2 separate regions of the Homo sapiens genome follow, and region 1 is linked to region 2. The links are chromatin loops, found by intact Hi-C in ENCODE. Cell type or tissue: OCI-LY7. All regions are shown on one strand. Each heading gives the region's core, and the rest is flanking DNA. Links, peaks and the distances in the headings are about the cores only.

Region 1 (2,918 bases), core at 221-2,720, 64 kb before region 2:
GATGTACTGATCCTCTCGAGAGCATCATGGTGGGTTAAAAAGAGGAAAAAGGGGGTACAAAGAAGTAGAGAACCAAATTTCTTTCTTTGAAATATTTCCAGTATCCTCAGGCAAACAAGATACACAATTCAACTTAATACAATAAATATTTACCAAAGCTGACTTTGTGGTCAAGCCTAGGCTTGTTGGTAAAAATTCAAAGAGGAATTGAGACAGCCCCAAGAATCCTGGAAAGGTATATATTAGAACAAGTAGTATAAACAACAAGATGGTGTATGCTAAGGGTTCAATGAATTTTTGCACTGCACGTCCCATATGAATTCAGAGGAAGGAGAAATCCTTTATGTTGAGCAGAAGCATGATTACGTATAATCAGTAGTGCCTTAGCAAATACTTTGTACACACAACTTGCCCTACTAATTGCAATAAAATGTGTTTATATCTTGACCTGAGGACTTGCTACAAGCAGGGTCGTAGGACAGAAGCAGCAAGCAGGCACTTGCCAGACTTCAACCGCAAGAAGAAAAGCCAAGACCTTCAAAGCCTTCCGGAGCGGGGACAGTAAAGGAAGGAAGACAGGGAAACAGGATATAAGCAAAGGGGTCCTCTACTGGGCATAATGATGGGTTAAAATGATACTTTGACTAATTTGTCATTTTTTAAAATTTTGCTTTGTCATTATGTAGGAAGCTTAACAATTACTCAATCCTTTGATAAGTTCACAGCACATCCAATTTGCCTGGATTACATCTTTACTCACTTTTCAAGAATTTCTGGGCCAGACGCAGTGGCTCACGCCTGTAATCCCAGCACTTTGGGATGCCGAGGCGAGCAGATCACCTGAGGTCAGGAATTTGAGACCAGCCTGGCCAACATGGCAAAACCTCGTCTCTACTAAAAATACAAAAATTAGTCAGGCATGGTGTCAGGTGCCTGTAGTCCCAGCTACTCGAGAGGCTGAGGCAGGAGAATCGCTTGAACATGGGAGGTAGAGGTTGCAATGAGCTGAGATCTTGTCACTACACTCCAGCCTGGGCGATGGAGCAAGACTCCATCTCTAAAATAAAATAAAATAAATAAAAATAAAAAAGAATTCTGTCTTCCTTAGAAAAAGAAGTGAATAGGAAAGGAAGTACATTTTTTAAGACTCTACATCGGACACTTTATATACATTATCCTATTTTCTCTTGAAAATGAGTATTATTATCACCTCTACTTAATCAATGCAGAAACTAATACACAAAAGTGTAATTAACTTGCCCCAGGTAATATCGCTGAGAAATAACAGTTCGAACTCAGATCCATCTGGCTACAAAGCACGTGGTTTTAAACGACCCTACACTGATTTCCCATTGTCTTCTGTATGTACACCTAGCTATTGATGGTGATGATGATGGTGATGAGGAGAATATTGATTGCAATATGCTGATTAACTCAATTACAGAATCAGGTTCTCATGGTTCTAGAACAGAAGCAAGACAATGTTAACAACCAACACAAGAGGGACCTGTAACACCAGACTATAGGGAAATAGAGAGTTTCTAAAGCCAGCCGGCCCATGCCTGAATCCCAGGAGAGAAGCAGTCCTCGCAACACTGTTGCTGCTTCCAATACAGAGAGTTCAATATTGCATTTTAATCCGTAACTGATCCTCTGATTAATTTTAAAAATTTATTTTTATTTTTATTTTTTTTAGAGACAGGGACTTGCTGTATCACCCAGGCTGGAATACAGGGACGTGATCACAGCTCACTGCAACCTCAACATCCTGGACTCGTGCAATCCTCCCACCTCAGCCTCCTGAGTAGCTGGGACTACAGGTGTGTCACCAAGCCTGGCTAATTTTTTAAGTTGTCTGTAGAATCGGGGTCTTGCTATATTCCCCAAGCTAACCTGGAACTACTAGCCTCAAGTGATTCTCCCACCTCAGCCACCCAAAGTGCTGGGATTACAGGCGCGAGACACCACATCCAGCCATTTCATTAAATTTAAATGAGTCTGTTAATAAGACATTAAGAGGCTGGGCGAGGTGGCCCTTGCCTGTAATCCCAGCACTTTGGGAGGCTGAGGGGGGCAGATCACTTGAGGCCAGCGGTTCGAGACCAGCCTGGCCAACATGGAGAAACCCCATCTCTACTAAAAATTAAATAATTAGCCTGGCATGGTGGTGGGCACCTGTAATCCCAGCTACTCAGGAGGCTGAGGCAGGAGAATCGTTTGAACCTGGGAGGTGGAGGTTGCAGTGAGCCGAGATCGTGCCACTGAACTCCAGCCTGGGTGACAGAGTGAGACTTTGTCTCAAAAAAAAAAAAAAAGACTTTAAGATGGAATTTTGCATGGATTTCAACAAAACTACATGTGGCTTCATCATATGTGACTTTGTTTATTTTTATTTTATTTCATTTAGATTTATTTATTATCTAGATTAAATACAGAAACAATTTTTATGAAAAAACATTTTTAAGTAAACAATCCAAGGCATCTATTTTGAATGGAAACAAGGAATTTTCAAATTTAATCCCAATAACAAATCCAGCATTCTCATTAAAGAAAAGATAGTCAAATAAGGTCACTATGCTCCTGGCTGAACTGTGTGTTTTCAGGAGTGGGAGCGAGTGAGAGAGGGAGAGGATCAAATATAAAAAATCCAGAAAAGAGAGGGGAAATAGAATGAGAAACAGATGGTCTCAGATTTCCAAACCGGAACATTTTTTTTCTTTTTGGGGGTTGGTTAGTTACCATTTGTAATCTGAACCAAAAAGAGGAGGCAGTTACAATTGCCTTTTAGTGACAACTCACACAGCTGGTGGTGGCTGGAAGTCAGGCCAGCAACTTCCTGGATGCAGGGTAAGGCGAGCTCCAGGCCCTTTGCCCCACCCCACACGCGGTGCCGGCTACTGTTCCTACCGCTCCTGGTG
Region 2 (2,918 bases), core at 172-2,671:
CTCAGCCTCCTGAGTAGCTTGGATTATAGGCACCTGCCACCATGCCCAGCTAATTTTTGCATTTTTAGTCGAGACAGGGTTTCACCATGTTGGCTAGGCTGGTCTCAAATGCCTGACCTCTGGTGATCCACCTGGTACTCCTAAAGTGCCAGGATTACAGGAGTGAGCCACTGCACCCAACCAATACTACATTTCTAAATCTGTATTTTCAAAGACTTTAGCTAAAGACTAGAATGTGTAAGTTGCACGTGTGTCCGAGCTATGCCCACCCTTTCCTGGGCCGTGTTTAGTACCGCAGCCACATCAGAGCAGAATTGCAGGTGGCTAATGGCCCCTGCCTTCCCATCTGTACAGAATACACGGAGAGCACCCCAGTTCTAGGGCAGGCCGGAGTCTGTTGACAGACATTTCTCCTTATCTTGTTTTCACATCAGCTGCAGCACGATTTCTGTTCAGAGCAAGCGTGGGTGGGGGTTCCTCCCGCCCTGCCCTGTGCTAGCTGTTAAAATAGGAGGGTGGTTTACCGTATTGTTTTTCAAGTAAAGATCAGGCCACCAGGAGTTGGTGACTCCAGTGGGTCACTGGCGGTGTTTGTTCATAGCAAAGAAAAGTCAGCCCAGCTCTTTTGGGGATACATCAGTAATCTACATAGCAGCCATTTGATTTTGAAGATTAGGGTTTGGGGGGGAAGTTTGAAGTTTTGTTTGACTGCTAAGAGGAATTAGATAGCTCTCAAAACATTTTTCAAACTCAAGTAATTGGACTCTCCAAACAACGGGAATGGTGGCATAACAGACCACTAACATTTCAATTGCGCTTTCCAATCGACAAAGTACTTTTACATATGTGATTATTCCCTTTATTACAGAAGAGAAAACTGAAGCTCAGAAATCCCAGCTATTCAGGGGGCTGAGGCATGATAATCGCTTGAACTGGGAGGTGGAGGTTGCAGTGAGCCGAGATCGCAACATTGCACTCCAGCATGGGCTACAAGAGCAAAACTACGTCTCAAATAAATAAATAAATAAAATCCCAGTATATGGTCTGCACACACTACACATTTATACCCACAACTTCAGATTAAAGTGAACATTAATGACCGTACTGAAGCAAATAGAGTTCCAGAGATTTCTAGTGACTGAGGGCGCTAGAATTCGAACCCAGATCCACTGCCTCCCACTTCTGGATCCTTTTTCCTCCACCATCCTCCCTCACACTTGTTTCCATCTTCTTGTCCAATGTGAATTGTTTATTTGCTGCTTCAGCATACAGCACCTCAGTACCTTGATAGTCAGGACTTAGGTTGGGCAGGATAGCCACATTAAATAAGCAAGGATTGAGTCATTGCGTTGCACCATAGATACATGGGTTTACAGCAACTTAGAATAAAGAAAAGAGGAAGCAGCTGCTGTGCTGGGAGCTTCATAGACCTGACACTGTCCAAGGGGGAGTATATTTATATACCTCCTCATTTAATTCTCAAACAGCCTCCGGAAACACATTCTCTCATTTTCATCTGACAGTTAAGAGCACTGGGGCGTGGCGATGTAAGGAAACTTGCCGAAAGTTGCATAACGAGTCAGTGATGGAGCCTGCATTTGAACCTAGATTTGTCTCATTCCAAAGCCAGCCCTGTCCAACCCGCACATTCTCTCAGTGAGGAAACCAGGGTGGTGGAATGACTGCTCTGGCAAATTAAGGGCAGAGCTGGGCTCAGCCACGTAGTCTCAGTGTTCTTGCCAGTATACCTGGCAGATCTCTTCTCTTAGAGTTGGAATTCTCCTCTGTCGTATTAGATGAAAAGTTGTCAACATTGCAGATGACCTCCTCTCCCCCTACCCATACCCCCATAGTCACGCCAAATTTTTGTTGCAATTCACACCAGGCATGGATTTCTATCTTCTGTTGCTCCCCACCTTCCAAAATCTTCCATGCCCCTCATCTAGGCTCTGGCAAAAGTTGTTCCCAAGTAACACTATGTGACCATTTGAATTTTACATTTTCTCCCCACCTTGCAACAAGGCAGGAGAGAATGGCTTTGGAACTATAGAAAATTAGGATGGTATAAGGCTAAAGAAGAGCAAGAAGATGGATGCATTATGTAATGAAAACTGCACTCACAGTATGGGAGAGCCTGGGGCATATGTTTGGTAAGGCAGGTGCCAGCTGTGAGGATACTAGAAACCAGGTGTGGGAGCATCCTGGGTGCCGTGTGTGGAGGCTCACTGAGTTGCTACAATGGTCAGAACCTAAAGCTAGTTCCCTAACTCCCAATGATCCCACAGCCCCCACATTCCATCCACCCGACACCCAGCACTCCCCATGCCTCTGGAAATCTATTTGCTTCAGTACGGTCATTAATGTTCACTTTAATCTGAAGTTGTGGTTATAAATGTGTAGTGTGTGCAGACCATATACTGGGATTTTATTTATTTATTTATTTGAGATGGAGTTTTGCTCTTGTAGCCCATGCTGGAGTGCAATGTTGCGATCTCGGCTCGCTGCAACATCCACCTCCCAGTTCAAGCGATTATCGTGCCTCAGCCCCCTGAATAGCTGGGGCTGCAGGTGCCCAGCACCACACCCAGCTAATTTTCGTATTTTTAGTAGAGACGGGGTTTCTCCATGTTGGCCAGGCTGGTCTCGAACTCCTGACCTCAGGTGATCCACCTGCCTTGGCCTCCCGAAGTGCTGGGATTCCAGGCGTGAGCCACTGCGCCCGGATTGGGATTATTTTTAAATCTTTTCGCCCCTGATGGAGGAGGGGCATGGGAGGGAACTGGTATCTATTAGGTGCCTGCTGTACCTAGGTTATTTTATTTAATCCTCATGGCAACACTCAGTGTCTTACAGATGGAAAAATGTGATCTTCATCTTAGAGAACTCACAACTCAGAGGAGTGTGGCACGTGGAGTCAC

What was found. Hi-C counts contacts between places; a loop is a spot of excess contacts. Peaks named below come from ENCODE experiments on the same cell type or tissue, not always from the same donor. Only the 100,000 strongest peaks of a DNase experiment are listed, where the experiment ranks them.
Region 1: it touches region 2 in a loop (4-fold over the local background); 8 of 110 quality-filtered maps call a loop at or near these places.

The regions. Positions count from the first base shown.
Region 1 is chr11:122,631,902-122,634,819 of GRCh38, forward strand. No RefSeq gene overlaps it. Among named protein-coding and RNA genes, the nearest start is that of UBASH3B, 22 kb to the right of the region's middle. In OCI-LY7, for the core only: a CTCF peak has its summit at 1,488; a DNase peak (open chromatin) is centred at 1,520.
Region 2 is chr11:122,696,425-122,699,342 of GRCh38, forward strand. The region is part of intron 1 of UBASH3B (ubiquitin associated and SH3 domain containing B); the gene reads left to right. Among named protein-coding and RNA genes, the nearest start is that of UBASH3B, 42 kb to the left of the region's middle. In OCI-LY7, for the core only: no CTCF peak of the experiment used is centred there; DNase peaks (open chromatin) are centred at 367, 1,477 and 2,167; H3K4me3 peaks cover 2,398 bases; H3K27ac peaks cover 2,500 bases.